Regions from separate parts of the Mus musculus genome. Here regions 2, 3, 4, 5, 6 and 7 are each linked to region 1. A link is a loop called in an ENCODE intact Hi-C map of the cell type or tissue named here. Cell type or tissue: heart. All regions are shown on one strand. Region 1 holds the start of Hdac4 (histone deacetylase 4). Region 2 overlaps Hdac4 (histone deacetylase 4). Region 3 overlaps Hdac4 (histone deacetylase 4). Region 4 overlaps Hdac4 (histone deacetylase 4). Region 5 has its middle 19 kb from the start of Gm35992. Region 6 overlaps Hdac4 (histone deacetylase 4). Region 7 overlaps Hdac4 (histone deacetylase 4).

Evidence for each region. Hi-C counts contacts between places; a loop is a spot of excess contacts. Peaks named below come from ENCODE experiments on the same cell type or tissue, not always from the same donor. Only the 100,000 strongest peaks of a DNase experiment are listed, where the experiment ranks them.
Region 2: a loop joins it to region 1, with 1.9 times the contacts of the local background. A loop is called at or near these places in 8 of 42 quality-filtered maps.
Region 3: it touches region 1 in a loop (2.2-fold over the local background); 3 of 42 quality-filtered maps call a loop at or near these places.
Region 4: it touches region 1 in a loop (2.5-fold over the local background); 3 of 42 quality-filtered maps call a loop at or near these places.
Region 5: it touches region 1 in a loop (2.5-fold over the local background); 12 of 42 quality-filtered maps call a loop at or near these places.
Region 6: a loop joins it to region 1, with 4 times the contacts of the local background. A loop is called at or near these places in 12 of 42 quality-filtered maps.
Region 7: a loop joins it to region 1, with 2.2 times the contacts of the local background. A loop is called at or near these places in 12 of 42 quality-filtered maps.

What each region holds. Positions count from the first base shown.
Region 1 is chr1:92,176,811-92,180,810 of GRCm38, forward strand. It overlaps Hdac4 (histone deacetylase 4), which reads right to left and starts at 3,531. Exons shown (of 27, transcript NM_207225.2): 1 at 3,448-3,531. In heart, a CTCF peak has its summit at 1,712; DNase peaks (open chromatin) are centred at 621, 2,551, 2,971 and 3,681; H3K4me3 peaks cover 2,508 bases; H3K27ac peaks cover 2,534 bases.
Region 2 is chr1:92,014,561-92,018,560 of GRCm38, forward strand. All of the region lies in intron 4 of Hdac4 (histone deacetylase 4), which reads right to left. Among named protein-coding and RNA genes, the nearest start is that of Gm46242, 140 kb to the left of the region's middle. In heart, CTCF peaks have their summits at 1,969 and 3,417; no DNase peak of the experiment used is centred here.
Region 3 is chr1:92,028,727-92,032,726 of GRCm38, forward strand. Hdac4 (histone deacetylase 4) reads right to left here. Exons shown (of 27, transcript NM_207225.2): 4 at 1,229-1,470. Among named protein-coding and RNA genes, the nearest start is that of Hdac4, 150 kb to the right of the region's middle. In heart, no CTCF peak of the experiment used is centred here; a DNase peak (open chromatin) is centred at 2,085.
Region 4 is chr1:91,967,517-91,971,516 of GRCm38, forward strand. Hdac4 (histone deacetylase 4) reads right to left here. Exons shown (of 27, transcript NM_207225.2): 15 at 3,427-3,560; 16 at 837-942. Among named protein-coding and RNA genes, the nearest start is that of Gm46242, 90 kb to the left of the region's middle. In heart, a CTCF peak has its summit at 1,711 (motif pointing left); no DNase peak of the experiment used is centred here.
Region 5 is chr1:92,358,299-92,362,298 of GRCm38, forward strand. No RefSeq gene overlaps it. Among named protein-coding and RNA genes, the nearest start is that of Gm35992, 19 kb to the right of the region's middle. In heart, a CTCF peak has its summit at 2,214 (motif pointing left); a DNase peak (open chromatin) is centred at 766.
Region 6 is chr1:92,111,478-92,115,477 of GRCm38, forward strand. All of the region lies in intron 2 of Hdac4 (histone deacetylase 4), which reads right to left. Among named protein-coding and RNA genes, the nearest start is that of Hdac4, 67 kb to the right of the region's middle. In heart, a CTCF peak has its summit at 2,295 (motif pointing right); DNase peaks (open chromatin) are centred at 1,954 and 2,814.
Region 7 is chr1:92,098,865-92,102,864 of GRCm38, forward strand. All of the region lies in intron 2 of Hdac4 (histone deacetylase 4), which reads right to left. Among named protein-coding and RNA genes, the nearest start is that of Hdac4, 79 kb to the right of the region's middle. In heart, a CTCF peak has its summit at 1,693 (motif pointing left); DNase peaks (open chromatin) are centred at 787, 1,227 and 1,837; H3K27ac peaks cover 1,228 bases.

The DNA of each region.
Region 1 (4,000 bases):
TCAACATTACACAGAAGGCACAACGAAGACATTAAAGTCACTTTTCTGACTCAAATGAAACCCAGAGCGGTGACAGCTCAGAAGGGCAGACAACCTAACACCATACTGGGAAAGTATTCCAAATTATCTTCTCAAAGTAGCTGTGCTCTTCCAAACAACTCAATAACACTAACCTTCCACACAGGCTCATCCTGGGCCCAAAGCAGAGGTAAAGAAAGGCTCAGCCTTTGGGACTCAAGGCTGCCATTCCTCTCACATCCCTGCTATCAAGGGTGTGTAGCATCACCTATTTCTTGTAGCTGTGGGAGCAATAGAGGAGACGAAGATGGAAAGTGCTCAAAGAATGGCCCATGGCTCTTACTGGGTGCTCATTTAAACATCTGCTACTGACTTGTGTAATCTCCTGATCCAGGGAAGGAAGACACTCTCATCTACTCAGGACCTTACAGTGTTCTAACCGGGTCCAGTTACATGGAGGGTCTCAGTGGGGTCCATTTGTGTGGACCCCAGTCTGGCCTTTCAGGAAGTACGGAGGCATGTCTGAGAGGCAAGGGCAGCAGCAAAGCCAAGAGCAGCTGCAGATGCCAGACCACATTCCACCCTAAACAAAGCCCATCCTGCTCACTCACATGAGCCCAAGAGCAAACAACTGACCTCCTGACAGCTCAGAGCACTCTGCAGAAATGGACTAGGGTCTGTTCAAATGCAGCAGCACTTCTGATTCTGCCCCCCTCCGTCACCTGCACCTCAAAGGTCAGTGTCACACTTAAGGCCCAGAGTTGGCTGAGCAGCAGGACACTGGATGGTCACTGGAGACCAAGACAAAGCCACTCCAAAAATCTCTTTGGGGCCCCTACCCCAAGACTGGGTTACAACCAATGGGACATGAGCTCAACTCTGGATTCACCCTCTGAAGCCTGCATAGTCACCCCAGGGCCCAGAGACATCAAAAGCCCTGGTCCTGGGACTGAGCCCCCCCACGCCACCCCAATCTTCCCGTGCAGCAGGTGTCTCTCATTTCTGCATCTCCCTGGCTCCCTACATCAGGTATTAATGTATTACTTATGGCAGCTTCAGAGTTCTGAAAAACCAGCCGTTTTCAATAGAAAATGGCATGGACAAGGCTTGACAGGAGTGATGAAATTTTCTTCTGCTCTGGCAATTAGGACGGCACAAAGTCGCCTTTCCTTTGGTGCCACCCCCAACATCAAAGGATTGGAATTCAAAGCCGTTCATGCTGCATTGAAACCTCACAATGAGGCTGGAAAATGGAAGTCGATTACTGGGCAAAAATATGCAGTAGTTAAAAGGAAAGAGTTCTAACGAAATTAAGCTGCAGCAGCCCCACGACGTGTGGAAACTTCCAGCACCAGAGCTCTTCTGGTAAACATCAAGAGGGACATCCTCCTAACACAGGTTTGAAAGCAAAGTCAAGCTAGGAGCCAGGAGCCCCAGGAAGATAGAGTGCTATGTTCTCTTGCCCACCTCACCAGCAGCAGCCCCTAGCTTCTGAGAAGGTGCCATCTGGGGGCTTTATATGTTGCACAGCTCTCTGATGTTGCTAACCACAGACATTCTTGCTAGGGCTGCTTAGGTCACATCTGTCCTTGGTCTCTAGGCTATCCAGGCCCCGTCTGCAGTTCACAGTCATTCTTCTCCCCCACAGGGCTCCCAGATACCCTGTAAGCAGCCTGCAGACCCCTAAAGGGGGCAGTGTTACCTCTGCCTTCTAGCAAACCCAGCCTCTTCTGGGTGATTACTGCTCTTCAGGAAGGCATTTGATCTTTAAAAGAAAAGCCAGAACACAGAAAACCATAGAAGTCTTACAGTGTGTCGGGTGTGTGTTTTTAAAGCATGAAAATACTTCCCTCCCACACAAACGGGGAGTTCTTCTGGGGAAAGATGCCACAGATCCCGAGGAGTGGCAGATCTGGGAAAGCGGATGGGTCTTAAAAATAGACAATTGAACCTAGACTAGAGCTGCAAAGCTACCTGGGGGAAAAAAATGAGAATTTTTAACTAAATCTCACATATTTTTTGATATCCAAAACTCCATCCTGATGAAACTTCTAACTGGGTGGCATTTTGCATTTCCAATTATAATGGAGTAATTGTGTTGCCATAGTGACTGCAAAATTCTGCAATAACTTTTGCTGCCTTGTAACTGCTATAGTGTATATTTGTGTACAAGCAGCTGAGTTTTCTTAATTCAACCTCCTTGCCTCTCCACAAGCACTACACCTACCTACACCACCACCACCACCATCACCTTCTTTCTGGGTGGATTTTGAAACCACTACACTAGCTTTCATCAAGCCGGTCCTGAAATAATGCACGGAATTATCAGAAGCAATTAAAACTCCTGGCAACCTCGATCATATCACGGAGGAAAAACCGAAACCAGGTCAAGGTGCAAGCCGCCAGCATCCCCCTAGCCCCAAAGTGCGACAGGGCCATGGCTGTTTACACGTTAATACTCGCAGGCCTTAAATGCTTAGGTGGTTTGTGGGAACAGACAGAAAAGCCTGAGCAGAGAAAAGCAGGGAGGCAAAGTGACTACACAGGCCTTTCCTTCCTCCCCGGGCAGGCAGAGTGGCTCTCGGAAAGCAATTAGGTAGGTCTCTACAGTAATGCAATTAGGATTTAGTTAAGAAAGTCATTAGTTCTAAAATAACTTAAGTTTAATTTCTGCGACGCTTTATTTGAAAATCGTGTCACAGCAGGTCAATTTACAGCATGCAATAACCAAAACACTGCTATCAGCGGCTGCAAGTTATTAACAAATTCTCGGTGTGCATTAAAGGAGAACACGGGTTCCACACCCGGCCTTTCCGACCGACTCCCGCTGTGTGAGCTACAAGCTGTGCCTTCGGAACCCTCGCTCAGGGTGGACACCGGTCGTCTCCGGGGCTAGCGCAGCTCCTCGCCAGCCCAGCGACGGTCCGGGCCCGGCCGCGGCCCCCGCCCCGCCGCCCGCCGCCGCCGAGGGGCGTTTTCTGCAAACTCACAGGCTGACAAAGTTACATAAACGCCCCGGCCCCCGCCCCCGCGCGCCCACCTGCCCGCCCGCCGGCGCAGGCCGCTCTCCCGCCCGCCAGCCCGCGGCGCAGGGCCCCGAGGCCTCGGCGGGGCCGGGCGTCCACCTGCCGCCAGCAACCGGGCGGCGCGGACAATGACGGCCGGTGGCTTACCGCGGCGGCGGCGGGCCGCGTCTAGCCCTGCTCCGGCGCTCCGAGCCGCATCTCCTCAGCCTGCGCCGCCGCCGGCGGGCGGGCGGGCTCGGGCGGCGACGGCGACAGCAGCCGCGTTGAGCGGGCCGGGCGTGAGGCGGCGCGGCGGCGGCGGCGCGAGCAGGCGCGCGGGCTCGGGCTCGGGCGGCGGCGGGGATGGTGCTCCGCGGCAGCGGCCCCACAACCTCCCCTCCTCATTCACAAAAAATTGACCCACGTTGAACCATGATGCTGCTCCCCCTCGAGCGCAGAGCCGCGCGGGGATAGGCCGCGCCCTACGCCCGTCAGGCGCCCCAGCCCCGCCCCTCCCGTCGGCGGCCCACCAGCCATTGGCTACAACGGCTTTGCGTCACCTCCCCCCGTGGGCGCCGCCCCCTGCCTGGTTTCTAATGAAGAAAGCGTCAATTACGGCTCGGCCCCGCCTCCAAGAATTCAGCCGCCCTTCCATTGGTCCGAGAGTCCTAAGTCCGCCCCACAATAGCCCAACAGCCAGCCCCGCTTCGCGGGCGCTGCGAAGGGGCTCCGCCTTCGTCCGCCCTTCTCAAAAGTTCCAAACCCCATTGGCTCCCAGCATTGTCAATTCTAATGAGCGGGGCGTACCGAAGACTCTCCAGGCGCCCGCTCTGAGAGCTTTTGCTGTTTTAGAAAGAGCAGGGAGCTGGTGCGCGAACTGATTGAAGCCGTGGACAGACCTCCTTGGCAGCCCGCGGCGCTGCCCGGGTCAATACAGTGTGCCTGAGCGCCTGTCTCATGCTCTAAGGGGGCGCGGA
Region 2 (4,000 bases), 160 kb before region 1:
TTCACTCTCAATGGCAAATTCATCTGCCTTGTTACTGATACATTCATTCCTTGGCTGGTATTTATAGCTTACTTCTTTGGGATTCCAACACAGATTGAAGATCAGGACTTCTGTGCCAGACTGGGCTTACTGAGACATCTATCCTCAGAGATTGAGCAATTACTGTATTCTTAGCCTCTCCCTCATGAGACTACCAGACCAAAGCCTGTAAGCCAGTCTACTAAACCTCCTTTAGTGTGTGTGTGTGTGTGTGTGTGTGTGTAAAATATTTATCTCCACCATATCAGCTCTGTTCCTTTAGAGATCCCTGACTAAGAAAGAACAGTTTAAAAGAGGAAACTAAAGCAAAGAGGCAGCCTAATAAAGTTTTTACCTTAGGTGGACTGGCTCCTAAGCAGTTTCGATGATGCCCACATGGGAAAACAGCTAATCCTTCAGCATATGCTTGAATATATGAACTAGCTGTGAGGTCCAAGCATGTGCGCATATGAATGTACACAAATGTGGTTTCAGTAAACACGTGTGAAGATGGTTCCACTTCACACATGGAGTGTGTGCACTTCATATGCTGCCTCATGTCATCTCCAGCAAGACTTTATGGAAGACAAATAGATGTACCCAGAGATATGTCCAATCTCTCTGATGCTGGATGAGCACTCAAAAGAGGAGCTTAAGCCAACCTTCATGAACTACATATAGTGCTGCCAGGAGGTTAGTGCAGCCACAGCTAATCCTGACACACACATTGCAAGGTTCATGCTTCTAGAAGTGCCCAAGCTGCACACAGAAGGCCTTCTTGTACTCCCCTCTAACCACAGGCCTTACAGCTCCCTGGTTGGATTTCTTCCCAAGACTGTCTATCACCAGCTTCCACAGTCAACTACAGCACTGGGTAGACTGAGGGGGTGGGACTGTAAACTGCTCTGAGTTTGTTCCAATCAGAATCACAATATGCCACTTACTCAGCATGGGAAATTCAAGTCACATCATATCAAGAATGTGATGGAAAAGTGACAGCAATTGTATAATTGTTTCCACCCCAACAGTCAAACCTGTGTGGCCCAGGCATTGAGCCACTCAGATTACTTTCAATAAAACATAAGCATGAGCAAAATAAACAGGGCCACCAACTTATTCATACCATGGGCATAATAAAAGAGGTGCTGGTCCCTGTCCTGTGGGGCTATCCTGGAAGACCCAGGCAAATTCTCAGGCTACCATACCTACACAGACACCCTGGGGCTGACCTAACCTAGCCCCAGCCCCTAGGACAGAGGTTATAGCTCTGTTCTCACCTATGCTATACCTCCACAACCTGCCGAGTGAGCCTTCCTAGTCTAGCTTCCCTAATGCTATAGAAGTAAGCCAGAAGAGGTTAGAGCCTCAAGACTTCTCAGAGCTGTCCAGTCACAACTGTGGTTGTGTGCAACAAAGATTTACTGGGCAGACTGAGCAGGTGGCACTGTCTGTTTATGTAAACTTTATGTCCCTGTTTATGTAAACTTTCCAGAGCTCTCCTGAGAAAATCAGTTACTAAGAAGATTCATGGGGCAAAGGTCATTTGCAGCCGGGTGTATGGCAGATTAACTGGAGAGGGTACAGGAATTCCCCATAACAGCTTAGAGAAAGAGACTGAGAGAACACTGAAAGACTGCCCAGGCCTGCCCAGACCCTACAATGGCTACCTTCCCCACAGAAAGGCCACTTGCAGAAAGCTTAACACTGTGTCTAGCAACAGTGGGTGCAGGGGGCGGTCAGAGAAGGCCAGCAGAGACTCCTGGCTCTCTGGTTTATATTTCAAACAGCCACTAAAATGGCCTCTAAAGTGGATCTCTGCCCTGAGCTGGCAGCATGCTTCAGCAGAGTATGAGGTGACACAGCAGGAAGGGAAGATGGGCAGGCCAGCTGCCTGGCTTGGTCTATCCTCACAGAAGCACCACACACTTTGCTTGCTGCCTTCCCCATGCTTCCACGGGGCAGCAGTATTGCCCCACAATGAAGACGAAATGACAAGGAGTGTGAAAACACTCTGAAAGTTTGATATGAGGTTGGCATGTGTACTTCCACAGTTTTATCTTGAGTCTGTTTCTGAAAGACATCCCCTAAAGAGGACAGTGTCTCACGGAGGACAGCTGAAAGTCAGAGGAAGTTATCAGCAAGTTACAACCTAGCTGGATGGATGGGACAAGGGACCAAACCCAAGTCTCAAAATTGCATCCTCACTTGGCCACCCTTGTTGATAGCAGTCAATATATAGATAAATCTAACATAAGTCAGGATCTAAGCTCCTCTCAGCCAATGGCACTGAGCCACTGAACCCAGCTCCAGTTCTTATAATAACTTCAGAACAGTAACATTTTTCTATCCTTTATGGGAAAATCAGGTTATAACACTTTGTACTAAGCTTCATTCCAAGAGACTACTCCCAGCCATTCTAGGAAAGCCCCATTGTATAGTCCACATATTCATGGACTCTAGGGCTGCTAGAATAACATCTGTGAATAAGTAGGGTCAGTCAGAGAGTTCTTAAAGGTATGGTGGTGGTGTCCACAGGTAATGCACCCTCAATGGGTCACTAGGCAACTGGCATCAGGTTAACTTTTTACCTGCTTTAATCACCTTTGGAAAGCAAACATGGTGACATTTTTAAAAATAATAGTGCAATCATTTTATAATCATCCATTCCAAGAAACAGCCCTAAACAACTAGCTCTGCTCAGAGACACCCAACTCAGGAGCATGGAGTAGGTCATTGATGAAGAGTCTCTCTGTATTTTCCCTTAGTAACTAGAAGTAAAGCGAGTATCCTGTTATAGTCAAAAAGACATGCAAACCTGAAATTTAAAGAGATACAGATTGCAAATAATGGCCAGATTCCCAAAGACACCCCAGAACAATGCTGCTGGTCCTGTGTGTGTCACGACATCTTGAGGTCATGTTGCTAGGGCAGAAAGAACTAACCAGATCTGTGTTCCTCAGCCCATTACCACAGAACACTGTCAGTGACCGTTTATGACCCAGGCACTCGGAGCTTTGCTTCTTTCCTTTCTTTGACCACACACGGTATCTGTCACAAGAATCTCCCTCCTTGGTTCCACAAGGGCTGGGCCTGTACTGTCCAGTGAGAAGACACCACTGAGTGTAGAATTCAGACCATAATAACAAGCCTTCTGGAAGAGCTGACTTTACACTGGGTAAAGTCAGCTATCTGCACGTAGTAACTCACTACCATATCCAAGACTCTGCCAAGGTAGAGGGAGAATGCCGAGAAGAGATCTTCGGCAGATGCAATCCATATCACCACAGGACAGTTTAGAATAAGATAACCACAGTGTGGTGGCTCCAATGAGAATATGCTGGCATAGGCTCACATACTGGAATACTTGGTCCCCAGTTGGTGGAACTGTTTGGGAAGGGTTAGGAAGTGTACCACTAGGGGCAGGCTTTGAGGTTTCAAAAGCACACATCATTCTCAGGATGTGCCCATGCAGCTACTGTGCGGGTGCCAGGCCTCCTGCCTGTTCCCATGCTCCCTGCCATGATGGTCGTGGGCTCACCCTTTGAAACCATGAGTCCCCCAATTCTGTGACAGAGAGCACAAAATATTGTGTTGAGAATAACCAGAAGATAAACCTTTTGCAGAGGAGGCTACTGTTGTGTGCCTCTTGGTATAAAAGTGCCTGCAGTAGGAACAGGAAATTCTGTTTTAAAAGAAAAGAAATATAGGAACTCTTCTATAAACTGCCTTGGCCATGGTGCTTTATCATAGTCACAGAAAAATAAGACACACAGACAAAATTTTCTAACAAAACAAAAACAAATACAGTAACAGCAAGGCCACTATTCTAACTGGAACTTAAACCAGGTTCACTTTTAAGCCAATGCTCAGTTTTGAGCCACATACTTAACTCAAACTTAGTTTAATTGACCCCAACTTTTAAATTTACTAGACATTCAATTTAATAGACATTTTTTTTCGTGTAAACCCAATCAGACTTTTT
Region 3 (4,000 bases), 150 kb before region 1:
TGAGGTTTCTAGATTCTCTTTCTCACAAGGCCCAAGCAGAACAATGTTCTCAGCACACATTCCTGAAAGGGAACCTAGAGCTGTTACTGGGCCTATTCACCAGGGAAGGCAGGGCTCTGCTATCTAAACCAGTGACAATGCAGCCTCTAAACCTTATGCAGCCTATCTCTTAGGAATCTACAGTATAGCCTATATAGATAGGAGTCATTGCCCAGGATCCTCCCACAGGTTATAAGACTGGTCTAGTTACGGCAGCATTGTGGAGTGGTTAATACCAATCCAGGGGTTCTAGATGCTGGGACTCCATCTTGGTCCTGTTCTCTTGGGTAGGGAAGGCGGGTCTAAAAAAGCTGCTCCGTGCAATGACTGGACTAGGACATCGATGTCTGACTGTATATCCTTCATTCTAAGCCCAGCTAGGCCTCAGATGCGAATAGCATGACCAACATAGTACAATAACATGACACTCAGGGCAGGACCCATCCCTTGCCACAGTAAAGACTGTTTGTCACCAAAGCTATGATGTGTTGTGTGATTCTGTTACACAGCTGTGGGCAACTCGAACAACTCGTGTGGGAGGCTTTTTGCTTTACTGTGACGAGTGCAAGTATAGTTTCTACTGGACAGTGTGGCTCAACATGGTTCTCAGTAGAGATTTTCCTGGTCTGCCAGTTTCACCATGTATCTACATACCACTTGTGTGGGTTTCTTTTCAACTTATTTAATCTGAAATTCTGGCTATCTCCCTACATGTATTTTTAGAAGGCAACTTCTATACAATGAGGTCCTGAGTCCTCTTCAGGATGCATAAAACCTAGGACATTTGGAACAGCCTTAAAGTGAGGGTCACCTGGTACCTGGGCTTTGACATTTTGTGAGTAAGACTGTACATTGGGGACAAAAGGAATCACGTGCCACCCAGAGGGTATTTGGTTCTCGGGTCTTAGCATTCCATAGATGATGCCAATCCTTGGAACAGAAGGAGAAGATGTCACCCAGAAAGTACCTGGTTCATGGGACTATGTAGTAGATGGATAAAGCCCATCCTGGGCACAGAAAAAGGAGCTGTCACCTGTCTATACCTCAGTACTAGATAAAATCATACCAACCACGGGGAAGAAGAAGCAGACATCACCCAGAGGGTACCTGATTCACATGTCTAAGCTCTCCGGAGATAAACAGACCATGGACAGAAGGACATATGGCACAGCCCAAGGTTGCTGCTCACCTTGATATGTTCATGCAACTGTGCCTCATGCTGTCGGGACAACTGCTCATGTTGACGCTGGAACTCTGCAATGAGTATCTGCCGCTGGATCTGCTGCTTCTGTTTCAGTGCTAGGAGTTCCTGCTGCAGTTGCTGCTCCCGCAATGCAGGTTCCAAGGGCAGTGAGAACTGGTGGTCCAAGCGCAGGTCCATGGGTACTGCTGTAGGGGCCACTTGCAGAGGCAGCGCTGTAGCCACGTCCACTGTAGAGAGAGCACAACACAGGAGAGTGGCTCACTATGTCAGCAAAGCTAGCCTTGAGGTACGGGTCCCTCTTTCCCTGTAAAGCCTAGATGTAACTATCATGGTGTGTTGGTGGTCCAAAGGGCATCTGGTGTCCCTTGGCCGAAGGCCTGGTAGGCTCAACGCACAAAGCTCAGAGATCCCAGGGCTCTGTCCTCAAGCATAAAGATCTTAACAGCAATGAGAGATCTGGCGAGGAAACATACTTGCATCAAGTTCCTACTACCCCACACTTTGTCAAAATGAGAGGCCCCACTCTCAAAGGACCCCACTGCAGACCCAAAGGCCCATCTGATGTCATATTGGTAAAAGCCTACGCTTAGCCAAGCAAGAAGCCAAGTGCCAGTACTTGGACAGACAAACCGCCTGTACTTTGCTTCTGCCCCTTCTCTGAATGAAGCCACTGCAGAGCTATGTGTGAGCCTCAAGAACAGTGTGTGCCATAGAAGTGGTCCAGATAGACACTCAAGTGAAGAGCCTGTTGCCATGGTAAAATGAGCACCCTCTTGAAAAACATGTTTACCCAACCAACTGCAGCCAATAAAGTGTGCTCCTGGCGGGCAGCATGAACGTTCATCAGCGTGGCTTCTGCACTTACACTGTGCCAAGGGAGAGGCCACTGTGATTCTCATTTAAAGCAGAAGCCGAGTCAGTCTCAGGGCTTACAAAATTGATTCCAAATTAAAGTGTGAGAAACAATGTGGAGGAAAGGTACGTTTTAAATGACCAACACAGGGCCAGAGAGATGGCTCAGTGTGAGTAAAGACACCTGCTACCATATCTGACAATTGGAGTTCAGTCCCTAGGATGCATACAGTGGAAATAGAGAACCAACTCTTGAAAGCTATCCTCTTTTACACATGTATCATAGCATGCATCGCCTACTTACCACCCAAATGCACATATGTATACACACAAAATTTTAAAAACACAATAAACAATAAAAGAACAAATTACCAACTTGATGAAGAAGCACCACTCCTACTGCAGGCTGGAGCAGTGTGTCAAGAATGGGCTCTGTGGGAGCTAGAAAGCTCTAAGTAAAGTGCAGGGCTGCTCACTATACAGCACCTGGAAACAGGTGGCTATGCAGACATTCACTGGGTTAGGGCAAGAGCCCTGTATGTCCTCCCTCCAGAAAGCCCCTCCACACTGCTCTGGTTGCTGTGCTTCATCTGCCTATACATAAGCACTGAATCCAAGGGAAGGAGGCAAGAACGTTGCCTACTGGAAGGAACTCAAGTTTAGAAGGAAGTTCAAGGACAACACTGGTGGTATATGCCTGAACCAGACCCTGGCCATAAGGTGCTGATGGTCAGCAACTTAGGAACCTGACTTTGATCAGAGACCTAAATGTGGCTATCCTGTATCCCTGCTTCTGGCTAAGCCTTTAGGGTCTTCTACTCACGGATACAGGGTAGTCTTGAACCAAGAGATCCCCTAAACCTTCTTCCTGGGTAAACTAACTGACAATACTGAGCACATAGACTTGAATAAGAAAGGTACCTTGTGCTTGTGGTCCCTGGCATTCCCGTTGCCACTCCCACCCAGCAAGTCCCAAAGCTGGCCTAGGTTACCAAATGACTAGAGCTCTGGCCCCAGGACTCTGCTTTGTCCATAGAGTAAAGCTGGGGAGAACTCTAACACCAGAACCCTGGTGTTCGGCCTCAAGATACAGCTCTCCTGCAGAGAGTCCATAGGACTCAGAAGGGAGGTGTGAGCCACCACACAGATCCTCTTGGTACCCATCAACAGGTTCTGACAGCACACTGACTTCTGACCTAGCCCTTTGGTCTCCACTGAATCTGCCAGAGCTAAACTGTCAAAGGGTAGGAGCAGACAGAGCCCAAGGAATAAGTAGGCCTTGGTCTAACAGCCTGCCCAGCCATAGGGCCACCAAGCAACCAAAAAGGCAATTGGATCTTCATGTCCAACAGAAGCCCACTGTGGCCCATGAGCTAATCTCTCCTACCACACATAGTAGGATCAGCAAGGCTTCTGCCCTCCTCATCAGTGAGGCAAGGGATGTTTCTACTTTCCACACCTTGGCTCAAGCAAGGTTCATTAGAAGCCTTTTATTTGAGCTTTGCTTGCTCCCTGGGCAGGGGCTCTCTCACACACAGGGATAAGGACTGGATTACTCTCCTTGCCTTGCCTTTTTAACCTCTTATTACAAAATGAAACAAGATGAAAAAGTTATCAGGCCAGTTTTGTAGAACGACATTATTTCCATGTTTTCAGGGTAAGGAATTAAAGTGAGCCATCTCCGTTTAGAAAGGGGAAGACTTCCTGAAGGAACCTCAGGGTAAGCTCCTTCCTCAGTCCTCAGGGGGCACAGTAGGTAACAGCTGCTGCTACATGCTGGGGTTTTAACTGTCCCCCTATTTTGAGCTCACATATACGATCCTTAAACTTGCCACTCTCTTGGTTAAATGTCTCAAGCTATTTAATGTGCCTTGATTTCCTGGGGTAAGTTACATCACCTTTCTC
Region 4 (4,000 bases), 210 kb before region 1:
TGCTCCTTGGTACTATCACTAGACCAGGCTACACCACAGAAGGGCTCTGTGTGAGCACAGCATCAAGAGCTTGGAGAACATGTCTGCTGGGAGCCCTCACTGGCAGTACTCTTTGGACTGGCTGAGTACCCGCAGAGGGGTCCCCTGTCTCCTGATTGAGGGTGAAGGCAAGCACTCAAAGGGCCCACTAGAGAGGGTGAGAGGGAGACAGGCTTAGTGCAGCCCAAGAACCCCCATTGTGGGACCACGACCTGAAGTCAGAGTCTCAAGGAAGAGACCAGAAGAAACTCTAGCTCTGTCTCTGTTTCTACTGCCTGTAGTTCTGGATCACTGCAAAAATCACTGTCTCTGAGCAGTTGGAGTCTGTGGGGTAAGCCAGGTTGGTGATGTAGAGTGCACTCTGGGATTACATAGGGCCCCACAGTTTGTCAAAGCCTACTTTTATTTGATAAAGCCCCTTCTGCTGATGCAGGATGAGTCTCTGCTAGCAAGAACCTGCCCATAGGAGTGCTGACTGACAGGGGCAAGACTCAGCTCCCGAGTCTAACCAATGGCTTCAGTGTGGCCAGGCCAGGGACTCTCCAGGCCTGCTCTGAGCCTTCCCCTCAGCAGTCTTAGAAAGGAACTGCAAATAGGGCAAGGGCTGGGTACCCCTGGCCGTAAGCATTCCTGAACAGCTTCCAGAGCTGACTGTGCTCTAGGCTTCTCTGCGCCGTGGCCTTAGTGGGAGCCAACCTTCCTGTCCTGGCCAGCAGGAGCCAAGGGCTGGAAACATCACTTGCAGATCAAACCTGGTAGGGATGTAAGGAGGTCTCGAGTACCTAGAAGTTTCTTACTGTCCAGTTTCTGTCTGTTGAGAGGATTTGTGCCGTAGAGGAGTGTGTGGGCCTCCGAGTGCACTGTCTGCAGCTCCTCCAATGTGGCCTTGCGTCCACGGATGCACTGTGGGACACAAGGGGAGAACATGTTTCTGTGTCAGCTCTATCTACCATGACAAGGCCACTGCCCCAGAGGGATGCAACCTGAATATGGGGATAGGCACATCATTACTGACTTTCTGAAAAGTGGAAAACAAAACAGCACATAACATCACATTTCAAAATATTGTAGATGGCTTATATTTTAATCATAGCTTTGAAAAACATTTAAAAAGAGAATTCTGCTTTTTAACATGACCCCCTTTACTGTCACACAATAATTTTCAATAAATTATTACTTTGTTTTCTAAAACCAAGGTCTGGGCTTAAAAATAGCAGGAAGTATCTAAAGTGAGGGAACTGCCTGAGCTCCTTCTCGAGGGGCCTCAAGCCACTGCTCTACTATCCCCTCAACACTAGCCCTTTGTGGGACACTTTGAACATGGTGACACACTGTGCTCTGTGCTGCACTAGGAGCTGGCTACTGTGCTCTTGTGCCTCCACACAGGCAGTAAGGACTGAGGAGATGTGGCTACCCTGCTTTTATCTATTGTGTTCTTACCCCTGCCTGGCTCCACCTGCTTTCTTGGCTGAGAATATGCCTCACAGTTTCTGCCTGCGTGTACTTTCCTGGGAGGGGACAAGAAATTGATGAATGCTGAAAACTGAAGGCTGCCTCAGGGCAACATCTGGACACACAGAATGGTTAGTTCATCCTGCAAGGCCAGCTCAACAAAGAGGAGATTTTTCTCACGACTTGTGTACACTGGTCAATGCTGCCCCCCAGTGGCATAGCATTCTGGACAGACTTCCAAAGCAGGTGCCTGTGGCCTCACCGCACCCCTGTTCATCATCTTCTATCCAGAGGGACTTCAGAAGCAGGTGTGGGCCTGATACTGAGACATCCTCAAAAGTGAGGTACAATACGGGTGGTAAGGGAGTCAAGGGCTATGTGAGCCCTGGGCTAAATCTAAACTCTGAATTCTCCAGTGCATAAGGGAAGGCAGGTGAGCCCACTGAGAGAAAACAGAAATTACTGCTGTTCCATGAGGTATTTACTGGCCTTTGAGGTTCCTTGTGCCCTAACCTATACTGATGTGCAGGACTGAAGGGATTTTTCTAGCTGAGGAGAAGACACAATAGGTTCCTGTGGCAGGTACTGCAGGCAATCCTAGGAGGTAGGTGATGCCAGCCTTAGGGCACAGGGAAAGGAACGAAGGCTCACCCGAGGCTAACAGCTCCCAGGCACAGGACCCTGGTCTCTGTCTCTGCCCTACCCAAATTCATCCTTTCTCCTCAGAGCTTAGGACTCCTGAGTACACAGGGCCTGGGAATGCATACCTGCTGTGTCATGACACAGGAACCCAGAGAGGCCTGACATGATCTTGGACAGAGCCCTTTTCTATGTGACCTGCTCTGCTGTGGCCAGGTATGGGGTGAACACTACACCCACTGGCAGGTAGGCCAGCCCTGCTGAGGGCAAGCATGGCACCTGGGGAAACTGAGTACCAATACCCAGAGTGACAACCCAATGTCTGCCACACAGCTCCTTGGGTAGAGACACTGGCATAAAGGAACCAGAGGCAAAGCTAACCAGGCTGAGGGGTACTTTCTATACTGGCTACTGCCTCACAGAACTTTCCTTCTGAGGAGGAAAAGGTCCAGAGTTCTCCGCATATCCCCAGAGCACCTTTCTGATACGTACAACAGGAGAACACGGGCTCATGAAGCCGACAGGGCTGGTGGGACATGTGGGCTGGTCTTCACTCTGGGTCTTGGATCCTTCCCTCACTTCATAAGCATGGATGTACACACTGGTCAGCCACAGGGAGCAGCTGAGAAGTAGCTAGGAAGAAGGCAGGGACAGCCAAGGGGAGTCGGCCTGGCATGTGGGTTTGAGAACAGAGCAGAGTGGAGCATCTTCTGTAGAAGACACCGAATCTTAAGGAAGCAGGTAATGTGCCCTCAAGAGCTCATGGAGAAGAGGCTAGACACCCAATATGGTAGTGCTGGCACTGCAGATCTGGCAGAAGGTGACTGGGAAATGAGGACTTCACTCTTAGAAGTTATTATGGCTCAGACCTGTATGCCTAAACTAGTTCTCAAATGAACAGGCTGTCACAGGGAAAAGCCAGCTCACACAGCAAGCTGTCTCCTTTCTGCTTCTCTGTTACATTGTGGCTTAGTCAGGGGATTCTCATTAGATGTTGGTACTCTGTTTTTGACCCTCTAGCTACTAAAACTGTGAGGTGGTAAACAGACCTCTTTGCCTTATAAAGTATAAGCCTCAGGTATTCTATCACAGCAATAGAAAAGGAACCAAGACAGGCTTCTCAAAAGGCCACAGACAGAATGGATGGAGATGAGAATACATAGGCAATGTTTCCTGAACCCTCTCCCTTACTACAACATGAATACAGACTGGTAGAGAATATGAATACCGCAGGCTGGAGGCCATGTCCTGGCACAAACAAGGTGGAAGGGGTCTCTGTCCCTATAGACCCCATACCTCACACTTGCCACGGAGTCCAGTCTCCTGCAGGCGGGACCAGATGCTCTGGATCCTCCCAGCATGCTCCGGGTGGCTGTTGGTGTTCCCACAGGTGCACTGATGCTTCAACATCAGTGTGTCATACACAAGACCTACAGTGGAGCAGAGCTAAGTCAGAGTAGTCCCCAGGGCTGAGCCACCCAATGCCAGAAGGTGGCCCTAAGATAGCAGCAGAATTCCTAGGAGGGAACAGAGCAGAACTGGTTCTTGGTTCAAGTTCATCCCACCCCCTTTCCAAGCTGGTACGAGAGGATCGTGATAAAAGCATAGTCAGAGAGAGACCCAGCACTGGCCAACACTGCAGCTCAGGAAGACTGGCTACACCATAGGGCCAAGTTATGGATAGAAAGGCGAAAAGGTAAGACAATGGCACTGAGGTCTGGGTGGCCTCTGTGCTACACTGACTTCTAGGAATGGCAGGTGTTGGTCCCCTCAAGGCCTGCCTGCGTAGTCACTGCCCAGGCTCTGCAGCAAGCAGGTCAGTTAGGTGGGCACTGTCCAAGGTACCAGGTGGTCCGGGTCTGAATGGGTT
Region 5 (4,000 bases), 180 kb after region 1:
ATGTGTGTGTGTGTGTGTGTGTGTGTGTGTGTGTGTACATGCACCAGCACACAGATTCTCATCAAGGAACTCTTGTGGGGTTCCATCTGTAGTATGCAAGCGACCCACAACTCATTTGACTTGCTATGGCTGCTGAACCCCACCCCGGTTGGCACTTGGCTACCGGTTTAGGTTCTCTCCACTCTTGGTTGCTTCTTTCCTGGGTCTGGGTCTTGTATCTACCTCTCTCCTCACCAGTTGCTTCTGATTGGAGTCTAAAAAGGCTGCAGGTGTGTGGTGGGGGATGGGATCATACTCCGACCTGTAGCCTGGTTCCTCTTGAATCACCCTAAGCCATTCTTCTGAGCCTGGGGTAAGCCTGAGGCAGCTGAAGCTGCAACCCCAAGGATCCAAGAACTGAGCTTAGACAGGGTGTCCTCCGAGGATCCAGGTGGGCAACCTGCAGGTGTTTGCCTGTAGGGACCGGGAACCCTTGTGAGGTTCACCTTATTAATGTCTTCCCACTCACCTGGAAGAGTGTTCTGAAGTCTGTGCCCTGTCAACGGTCCTAACTCTTTCCCTTCTGCGCATGCTGTGGGCAGAGACAGACGTGGGAGGCTGCGGCAGCCTCTGCTGAGGTTAGGAAATCTTTCCTAACCATCCAGGGAACCTCTCCAGCTGCACCACTCTGTTTTCTGGATCTTGGCACTTCTGTCATCCCTCCTGCCAAGATCCGTGGGCACCCCAGGCTTATCTCTCACTGCCAAGAGAGGTAGGACAGGTGGGGACAAGAGGAGAGGTGTCAGGAGGTCCATGAACTGATGTACTGTGAACTCTGGGGTCCCTGACATCTTTCCTCTGTCCCCACTTGTTGCGGCATGAGTGCAGATAAGAAAGCAGAATGCCTCCAAGGGACTGTCACCACTTGGCCAAGGCTCTTGATGTCTACAAAATCAGACAGCCTGGGCATGGCTAAAGGATGAAATCAGGGGATCCTGAGAGGGTAGGCGGCCTTCTTGCAAAGGTGCCTTTGTGGGTCCCTCAGCATATCCAGATAGACTAAAGCTAAATAGTAAGGCAATGAGGGGTAGGAAGCTAGAAGTGGGGTGCTGGACAGTGGGCTATGGTCCATCCTACAGCTCCCAGTCACATGAATATATCCTGACTGCAGTCTCTGGTCCCACAGTTGCCCAGGTAGGGACTGGACTGAGTGACTGACCACCGCCTGGGTCCTAGACAGAGACATCTGCCTGCATCTGGGTGAGGTCTTCTTTCTGTATTGGGCAGGGATCACCTGCTTATATCAGGACAGGGTTGTGTGCATGGACTCTGAATATGTTTCTCTGTATTCATCTGGGTGAGGTTACCAGCCTGGGTTAGGGTGTGGTCATCTGCCTTCAACTGGTTAGGGCTACTTCCTGTCCTTGAGTTGGGCTGTTTCTGTTATCTGCCCAAGTCAGGTGTCTCCCTCCCTACCGCCCCCCACCCCACACCAACTTTGAGATGTGGCAGGCATGCAGAGAGTGGCTGTTACATGCCAGGGGTTTACAGCCTTAGGAGACCCTGACAAGCCAAGCCTGCAGCTGGCAAATCTGCCCCTTCTGCCAGAGAATTACAAAGGAGAATTACTCCCGAGGCAGCTACCTCTTCCAATAAATAATACATGCCCGTAAGGACACTGCAGAGAATGTGGAATCCCAAGCCAGGCATGGATAGCTCCATTTTCCAGATCAGTCTACGTGTAAGCAGCTGGAACAGGAGAGAATTCTCAAGGCCCTGCAAGCCCTCCCTACTCAACAGGGTAGTGTAGGAAGACACCAAAGTCCATGGTCACCACCACGGAGAGCATGCAGCCTGTAGGGTGGCCCCAGTGAAGTCAGAGAGCCATGGTAGTCAGCATGCTGTAGTCTCCTAGCATTGGCTTGCTGCATGGATTCCCACTGGGCAGCAACAATAGGATGGTCTCAGCGGGAGCCTTGGGGCCCTGAAGGTGCCCTCCATGACCATCTGTAGTATGTCTCTTTGATGAGGTATATCCAAGCAACAACTTTTTTTTTTTTTTTGTATTCCACGAGGACCATGGGATACCATTGAAGTCCTGAAGCCATTCCTGCAGCTCCCTGATGTCCATAGTGGAAATGGCGTGGGTGTGGAAGTTCCCATGTTTCCACTCTTGGAATTCATGGCACGCTCTCCTTAACCACATTGGATTTGGTGCGCCGCCTTGTGGTCTTATCTGGGAACTGCATCTGCCCACCAAGCGGTTCCTGACCGTCCTCTCACCCCATGATCCTGTTCAGCAATCAGAAGCTGACCTTCAAAGCCTCCATAGTTCCTAGAGGGTGCTATAGTTTGATTCCAGAGAATGGTCCATCTTCACGTTCCAAAATTTGCATGTCAAGATCATGCAAGTACCCCCAACTCCACTTCAGCTACTTCTAGCAAAATGGCAGGAGATGGAGACTTGGCTTTCCAGGTGAGGGTTTCCTAGCAACCTTCTCTCCAGGCCAATGCTTGCACCCCTCTCCAGGTCTGGCAGGACATTTGGAGACCAGGGGCAGCTCACTATCAACACCGTTTCACATTGGCGGATGCCCTTCCCGTGCCGTCTCAGGGACTGTTCTCAGCCCATCTGTGGGCGGCTGTCTTTGAGCAGGGAGTATGTGCCCTACCCCGATTCCCTTGCCCAGCCCTTGAGAGCATTCAGGAATGGTCGACAAGTGTAAGTTGGATGGTGAATGAGGTGGGGCTTTTCTGCAGGGGGAAAGAGCCTCTGTTTCCCTGGGCTTGGGATCTGTCTTCAGCCCTACTAGGCCCCACCCAGTGTCCACTCAGGTTCTGTACATTCACAATGGCCAAGGTCACATCACCGCAAGCCACAAGAAGGCCCTGCCTGCAGCTGGGAGAGCTGAGAGGACCAGCAACTGCTAAGTGTACTGTGAGTCCTGAGGGGCTCACCTGACCACACCATTACCCTGGTGGCCATACTCTCAGCCATCCTGAGGGTCACCTGGGTCATGTGGGAAACCAGCTCTATATATTCTGCTCTGTTCTCTCCCAGCGATGGGAAGCTCAGCCGCCTCACTTGACAGAAGAGCCACCAGAAGCATAGGGGAGGTAGGAGACCCAGGTCCTACACCTGAGGCTATTCAGTAGCCATGCCAAGCCCAACAAAAAGGCAGGCATACACTGACACTGTCATACATGCAGATATATGTACAAGTACGCATTCTTACACACACATGTATCACCACACTGTCTGCACACTCGTATTACTGCACACACACACACATGCACACACACACACATGCACACACACTCAGAGAGAGAGAGACACACAGAGAGAGACTAATACACACAGAGACAGACACACACACACAGACACACACTCTCACACACACACAGTTGGCTTTGCATGCTATCCACTCACACACTTGAGTGTATTCAGCCCACATCTTCTAAGAACAAACAGCCATCTCCAGGAACAGCTCAGATTAAATCCATATTTAGGAGAATTTCCTGAAGAAAACATAATCAACAAAGATGCAGTTCCACCCCAGGGAGACAGCGCTTACCTCGTTATGCGGAGCAATTTAGCGCCTCGCTGACTAGAGCTTTCTGTTGCAGAATATAATATTTGCTTTCCCTTCGCATCAGCAAAAGGCCCATTAAAGTTATTTCCCGAAACAAAAAACCATCTGTCCCCTAAAGGTGGATTTAAGATAAGATACTGCCTGAGGCACAGGGCTTCAGTACCCAGTTTGGCAGTCTGATCTCTGTATGTGTGCATCCTATGTGTGCTCCCACTGATGAGGGGCCCTGAAGCAGGGACAGCATCTTCCTCATCTTGTCCACTGCCCAAGAGCTGAGTCTCCTGTGGGGAAAGGGGTGTAAATAATCATGGAATACATGGTCTTTAAGATAATTGCCACAGCAACTTCTATCTGAAACCCAGGAACTAGGAAGCAGGCAAGAAACCAACAGAGAGAGAAAATAATTTCCAATTAACAGTCTTAAAAGA
Region 6 (4,000 bases), 65 kb before region 1:
CAAGGGGTCATGTATCTATACTTTCCTGAGCCTATGGTAACAGGGGCAACAGGAAGTACAAGCCATGGTAAGCAGCTCTGTCCTCTTTAATCCATTCATATTACAGCCTTAAGCATCCAGGGGGCCCAGAAGAGGCCACTGCAGCCCAGATGGTTTTCTCAGGTCTAACCTATCCTGACTCTGCATGTTCTATCTTGCAGGCTCACGGATCTAGAAACCCTGACATACAAAAGGCTCAATGCCTGGATCAGCACAGAGGCCCAGCCAACATAGACTCCTGGGGCCCACAGCTCCTGCCAACAACAGTAGCTACCTTCTGACAAGTAGGAACTGTGCTGCTGCTCCTGGGAACTATGGGCTGCTTTAGAAACGAGAACAGGGTAGAGACCAAATACTGCAGGGTGGCTGGCCTCCCATGTTTACCTGCCCAGACCTCTAGCAACTCACATGATCTTAACTGACTTTCTGAGATTCAGAGGGCAGTTCCCACAGGAAAGAGTATTCTTGAAAAAGCCCTACTTCTCAGACAACTTTCTGCCTAGGATATTACACTACAGTCTGTACAATGTTGGGACATAACTTCTCCAGGCTCATATGAGCAAAACGGAACGGTTTTGCATTTTCTTTTCACAAGAAGTATTGACTAGAAGCAGCCAACATGGACTTAAGAGCAGTTGTACTGGATTGTATAGTGTACCCAGATATGCATCACAGCTTGTGTCAGAGATCTGTCTCTTTTTTCTTCTGCAGCTCATCGGCAAATTGAACACACCACCCAGCAGCTAACACCCCATGCCCTACTCTCAACTCTAGTCCTGAAGAGAATGATCACGCTGCAGGAAGCTGGGAGAAGCCTAAGACTGCCCATTATATGGCTCTACCTAGCCATATAATGTAAGGATATGAGCGAGGCATCTGAATCTCTGAGCCACACTTTCCTCATCTGTGAAACAGGGTTTATAAAGGTACAATCTGCATGTGTGTGTGTGTATGTATGTATGTATGTATGTATGTGTGTGTGTGTGTGTGTGTGTTACAGAGGAAACTGTACTAACACATAATGCAAGACCTGGCATCCCTTGGAAGATGGCTGCAATCTTCAGAGCCAGTATAGCCAGGGTCCTTTTCCATCTCCTTGAGCTACCTGACAACTGTGACACAGCACAGCTGACTAACTAGAGCAGCCTCTGGTAATTTTTCTAATAGGAATTCAAACAGGGCCTCGGGACACAACGGGTGTTGTTTAGGGCCAGCTATCTTCCTAACACTGGAGGAGCTACCTTTCTGCCCAGGTGATGAACAGTTCACATTTCAAAAGGGCAAAGGTATGTGCTCAAAGTCCAGTCCAGGCACATCATGGTAAGCGGAGCCTAGAGAGTCCCATCTCCATCAGTACAGAGGCCTAGCCTCCGGAACAAGACCCCCGAGCACTGGGAGCTGCCTGCCAGCTCTCTTCCCTATACAGGGCTGTCTGTGCACAGTGGAGACACATGAATGTTCCCCAGGGACATTCAGGGGATATACAAACAAGTGTACCAACAAACTGTATACCCACTTCATTCCTAAATGCACCCCCTTCAGAAGCAAGCTGTTGGCTAGTTAGAAGTAGCACTGTGAATAATGGTCCCCCAGAAGTTCAAATACTAAAAGCTGATTCCAAAGCACTGGTCACTGGGAACACCACTGAGCAGTTATATAACAGAACTCAGGAAATCCCTTAAAGTTTCTTAGCAGTTCAAAGGTATTTTACCTTCAGTTAGGATCTCTGTTCAATTTGAGAAGCCCCTCCAAATCTGTTTGTCCAAGAGCAGAAAATTCCAGTACTGCTCCGCCGGGCTTGCTGGGAAGAATCTCAGTGCTCTGCCCTGACATCTGGTTTCTATTTCATATCCATGTTGTCACATTACATAACAAGCAGATGATATGAGGAGTGCCACAAAAGTTTCAGCCCAAGACTCACAGAGAATGCCCCAGACATTGTTTATCTTCAGGCCACGAGCATTCACTCAATCTAACTGGATAGACACTGGGCTGCTCAAAGGCCAGGGGAGTGCCCTGTCTCCAGGGCAAGCAAAGCAAGCCTCAAGACAGCCTGTAAGTGAGCCAGCTCCCCTTCCTTCCTCTCCTCCTACCTTCACACAAAATGACCTCTGGCCTATATTTAATTTTTCTGCACCTGGAAATGCCTTCTGCCTTGGAGGTATACAGGAAGGTAACTAACACGCAGGGTCACAGTAGAATCAGGGGCAGAAAGTTCCTGAAACACCTGCCATTCCACCTGTGTGGGGCCCAAAAGAGAAGCTTCTACTAAATGGATCTCCACCCGAGGGCGCAGTCCTGCCAGCAAGAATCCTGAGCCTCTCCACACCTTGTCTGCCCTGTACCCACTGGCACAGCCCTCCTCAGCTTATTTGCAGAGGTACTCTGTCACCTTGGGAGTTCCTTGTACCACAGACAAAAGAACAAGGAACTACTAGAGAATAGGCAAGACAGAAAGGGGCCTAACTTAATCTCTAAAACAGAGGCAGACTACTCCTTGTCCAGGATCCCTGAATTCGTACTCTGCATTTCAAACTAGACACACCCATAACATGGCCAGGAGACTTTCAGACAAGTCACAAGTTAACTTACACAGTTAATTATACCATTAATCAAGGTAGTATTTTCCTGTAACAAATACATGGTGTAAATGCCTTCTATGTGTTCAGCAACACCTGAGCAGTCAGGAGGCTAATGTGGGCGTAGGTCATTCAACTATCTGCACTTCCCCCCAACTTTCTGCCATGTGCCTGCTGATGCTGGCCTCGCTCCCATGCAGCCATCAGCCTAGAGGCAGCTTAAAAAAGAGAAAGCTGTCAAAGACAAGTGAACCCTACTCACTGAAAGATAGGTCAGCTACCCTGAGCCCAGGAACCTGCTTGAACACTAGAATCTACCTTGAGAGAATGCCTCAACAGTGGGTGGGAAGGGCAGTCCCACCGTAACAGAGAACAGCCTATCTGTCTCTTGCCTCTCATTTCTTCTTCCTTGCATTTCATACTGGACTCTCAGGCCCCTAGTTTAGCCCCCAAAGAATAGAGGCCTGTTCACAGAGCTAGAGTTCTAGAGTTCACTCAGGCATTAGACCTTTGTGGGAAAGCTAAAAAAAAAAAAAAAAAAAAAAAAAAACCCTCACCCCTTAACGAGTCTACAGCTGATGAGCCTCCATGTCACATGACAGCATCACCATTGAAAATGGCCATATGTCCCATGCCCAACCAAGGGGCAGAGCAGCAATGCCACCTAAGCAAGGATGGGATCTCAGGACTCTCTTCTTAGAGGGGCACTCAGCACTAGTGCCAGAGTTTCAGTGCCAGGGCCCCAGACCCTGAGGGCCAGACAAAAGGGAGGTCATCTGCCCACTGTTTATCTCCATCACACAGAGCCAGAGGTGACAGTACAACCCACCTTTCCAGAGCAGGCTCACCAGGGTAAGTTCCCACATGGCACCCAGAAGGTTCACTCAGGCACACATGCAGGTACACTTTCATATGTGTTCTTTCCCCCCTTAACCATCTGATGAGTCAAGTCATCAGTAAAATCCAAGCAAAAACTTCCCATTGCCCTACATCCTAAACACAACCCTGTGTGCTATTTATGGGGTGTATGGCGAGGGGTAAAGTTTCTACCATGGCACTTTCAAGCATGAATGCTGTCGGACTTGGCTCTTTGTCATCATCTGTTCTATGCTGCAGAGGAAAGACAAACCACTCTTTTCTTTGATTATCCAACTAGTGAAAACTTTCACACTGGTCTTTATGAAAATGGACACTAACTCAGAAACAGGCATGGCGCCCTAAGGGGGAAGTTGATGATTGTTGTGCCAAAACCCCAGAGCACTCACCAGAACAAGCACAGAAAAAAGGAGAGTGAGCAGAGCTCTATCCCATAGCTGGACACAAGCTGCAAAACAGAGGCTTCAACAGTCTAGGACAGTGGTCACAGGCTCAGGACCAGCAGG
Region 7 (4,000 bases), 78 kb before region 1:
AAATATAAAAGATAAACCACCAAAGGAAAAATGTTAAGTTTTGGCTCAGCCACAGTACAATTTAAGAAGCATTTTTGTATATAATCTTTCTTGTACTAAATAATGTCTTTAAAACCATGCTTGACAGTAATCAGAGAAAAATCCACTTTTTAAATTAAAACCTAAGAATATACTAATAGTTTTTAATAAATTTGTTATTTCTTTTCCAAATATGAGCTATTATTTCCTGTATTATTACTCTTACATGGTTCCATGCTCAGTTAAATCCTCACGTGGGGAAGAGAAGCCTTCCCAAAAAGCTGACCATGGGGACAGCCAGTGCCAATGACACAGGGACCCCACAAACCAAGGCACATCTATTTTCATTGCTGAAGGACATTTCTTTCTGTGTATAACAAGAGGAGGGGGAGATCTCTGAGATTTCCAACAGAGTTTTAGACAGACAAGGGATTCTGAGTCCCATCAATTACAAATTAAGGTTCTCAATTTGAAAAGCTTTATACAATATGATTGGCAGAATAAATAATCTAGACAGCAAGAAAACTGAAAGGAAAGAGCTGCTCAGAAGTGGGTGCCCACCCCACTTTATCATGTATGTCCCACAGGATGTCTGCATGTCCCGGGGTAACTCTCAAACAGAAACCTATACTACTAACAAAGGACTCAGCTGCACAGGCTCCCTGGGCCTTGTGCAATGGAACACAAGGATCACCAACACAAGGACCTGGGAGTTTTGTGAGAAAGCCAAGAACCAAGGCAGGGAACGGACTTGCAAGTCATCCTGGCCTGCCATGACTGGCCCAGGCTGGCCAGGCCAAGTGTGAGCTTCCAGGGCCAGCTGCGGGGCCAAGGACTGCCTTCCTGGCCAACAAGACAAGCCACAACAGCTGTGACACTGACGACGGGCACACTAAAATAGAAGGGTGTTTGTTTGCATCTCCTGTGATAAAGACCTGTGTGGGGGTGGAGCACTGAGAAGACCAGAGCAGACTGGAGTGAGATTTTAATAAAGTTAAATAAAGCCTTGTGCAGTATTATATGCCTACAATCCCAACTACTGTCAGGAGGGTTCAAAGTTCAAGGCTAGCCTGCACAACAGCATGAAACCTGTCTAAAAATACAAAGAAAGATGGTCAGCTCATCACCTAAAGAGAGACTAGGGAGCTGGGTGGCTCTGGAAACAGGCACATACTCCCCTCCCTGAACTGGGGCTGTGCGGGTGCCAGTATGTAATACCTCATGGGAGAACCCACAGCCAGCCTGCTGCCAGGGCCTAGAGTACAAAAACAGCTTTAGAAGACAGCATACAATTAACACAGCAACAATCATCTTCCTAATTTAGGGTAATCTCTGCTTCGTAGCCCTTTTTGGCAGTGGGTGTACTAGAGCTATCTGTGTGGGTGCTTTTCATCTGGTTACTCGACGTCCCCAGTTGGAAGATATCAAGGAAGATCTTAAATGTCCACTAGCACCTTCTAGAGAAAGGGTGAGACTCAAAAGAGTTAGTAGGCCTTGCCCTCCCAGAAGAAGGAATGTTTGTTCGCAAGAGTTCATGACTACTGATCAGGCTTTTGTCTGCAGCCTGGCAGCAGATCAGGGTAGGACACTGCTGTTGGGGCAAAAGCCTGGCTGGGGGTGGGAGGGATTGGAACTTCAGCTCTCTGAAAGAAGTGGGGACACAGAGACAGGTCTGGCCCCTGGTGGCTGGGAACCTGGGTGCAGTATAAGAGTGTCAACAGTTCAGGTGACCCTGTGCACTGCCTGTCGAGGAGCACCAAGTGCTGTCTTTGGTCTGGCCCACAGGCATTGAGGTCCAGGTTCATCCAGTCCTGGCTCCAAAGAAAGCAGAGTTCTCTGGCACAGTGCTCTGGGTGAGAACACAACCTCTGGCCAGCATTTGTTGTTTGCTGGACATGTGACGCAAAGGCTTTTGAGAGCTTCTGAGAGAGAATAGCAACCCCATAAACACAGACGTCCTTGAGGCAGGGGCCAAGAGAATCCAAGAATCTGATGGACTGGGGGCAGTGACCCAGATGCACTACAAGAGCCTTGTACCACAGCGGACAGGCATAGAGCCTGGAAACAGAGACCTACCAAAACTTTATTTAAAATCACCTATCTTTATTCCAGAAAAGCAAATCAAAGTCTATCTGGGGATTCAAACAAAGTAATGAGTGAAGTCAGGTCCAGTGACCAGTGATCACAGGCACAGCCATTGGACCAAAGAAAGAAAATTTTATTTCTCTCTCTGTTTTTTCTCCTTTTAGAGGAGGAAGGCAGAATAGAAGACAGCCAGTGAGGCCATCTTTCACAAAAACCTTTAACTGTTTTTTGTTTGTTTGTTTTAAAAAAAAAAAAAAAAGCCTACAAGGGACCAAACCCCACATGGGAAAGGTACCCAACAGCACCCCACAGGCAAGTTCATTCCAGCTCTCTGGCAGGCACGAAGTCAGTAACTTTAAATTATCACATCACAATAAACAATAAGCCCCATTAGATGTATGTAGCCTTACTTTAAAGAACATGCAACCAAACATCCCTACAGTAATATACCAGGAATAGCTACTAGCCTGGGGGTTGAAGGAACCCAGAGCCTCCAACCCCACCCCCAACAGAGGCCTATGAAGGGACTGAGATCTATGGAATTTGGATTCCTTGAAATAGCAGAGGCCAGCTGACTTTTGAACTTTAGGGTCCCAGGATTTCGATATAGTAGCTGTCCTTAGAATGATGGAGATTCCCTTTCCAGAAGTTTGGCTAAGACCTGATCCTTTCCCAATGTTAGTGAAGAATTTTAAGCATCTTGCAGAAAACTCACTTTTAGAAATAAAGTGCCCAACCCAAAGATTAATAAACATGGCACAGTCGAGCCCAAGGAGTGAAGACACAAGGCGGGACTCCAGAGAAGCAGGAAGGCCAGACCCTGGCTACCCCGAGGAACTGAGGAGCAGGGAGAACTCAGGCCTTCTGGTGTCTTGTAGCTGCTGCCCAGGTTGTTCTATTTGTCTTCTCTCTGGATCCACTCAAGGCCCACACTGAGATACTGGCCTATGCTCCATGAACACTCTAAGTGGTTGGCTTGAAGACCCCAGAGGCAGCAAACCTGCCCTCCTTTCTTCCTTCCTGGTGGAAACCAAGGCAATGGGCATTTACTAATAAGCACCTGCTGGGGGTAAACACTGAGAGAAGACTTCAAATGCCATAAGAAAAAATATAGCAAACCACCCACAGAAATGTCTATAGAGGGAGCCAGGCCACCCTTCCTCATCACCAGCCTGTCTCCCAATCATCCTACAGGAGCTGCTAATTCTCAAATAAAACAACACACTTTGGCAAGCACGCCAAGTACTGTAGGTCAGGCAACACTGATGTCCAAATACAAGTACCCTTCATGCTATTATCCAAGAGGACATGGAGGACCAAGTTCACCACACAGGTACCTCCCCTTCAGAAGAGGGTGACACTTCAAGCCAGAGGACCTAGAGGGAGGAGCAACATGAGGCCCATCTCATCATTATAGGGGAATGGGTAATGTCAGTTTTTGGAAGAACAACTTGCAAAAGAAGATATATAAGCAATCCTATCTACTTTGTGGGCAGAGTTGTCTGGAAGCAGGGACAGGATGATAGCAATCAGGACACTACTTAGCTACCAGGGCAGGCAGGAGGTGGCCATGGGGGGAGACGGGGAGGAAGAAGAGGGAGGGGTAGGGGAGGGGAAAAGGGGGAGCGAAGAGGAGGAGGAAGAGGAGGAGGAAAGCAGAGGCACGAATGAATGTTAAGGGTAGAGGAGAGCAAGCAGCCTGTGACAGGCATGCTTCATGTGGTGTGGGACAGTGATACACCACACAGGCTGGCCCAGGCTGGACAGAAAACTAAGCCAGGGCCTTGGTGAAGGAAGCAAAGGGTTTCTTTCTATACCTTCATAGTTGCTTGGGCTTTGTTTTACTCTGGTTCTGGGGGTGGAAGCCAAGGCTTTGAGGCTAAAGAGCAAGCATGCC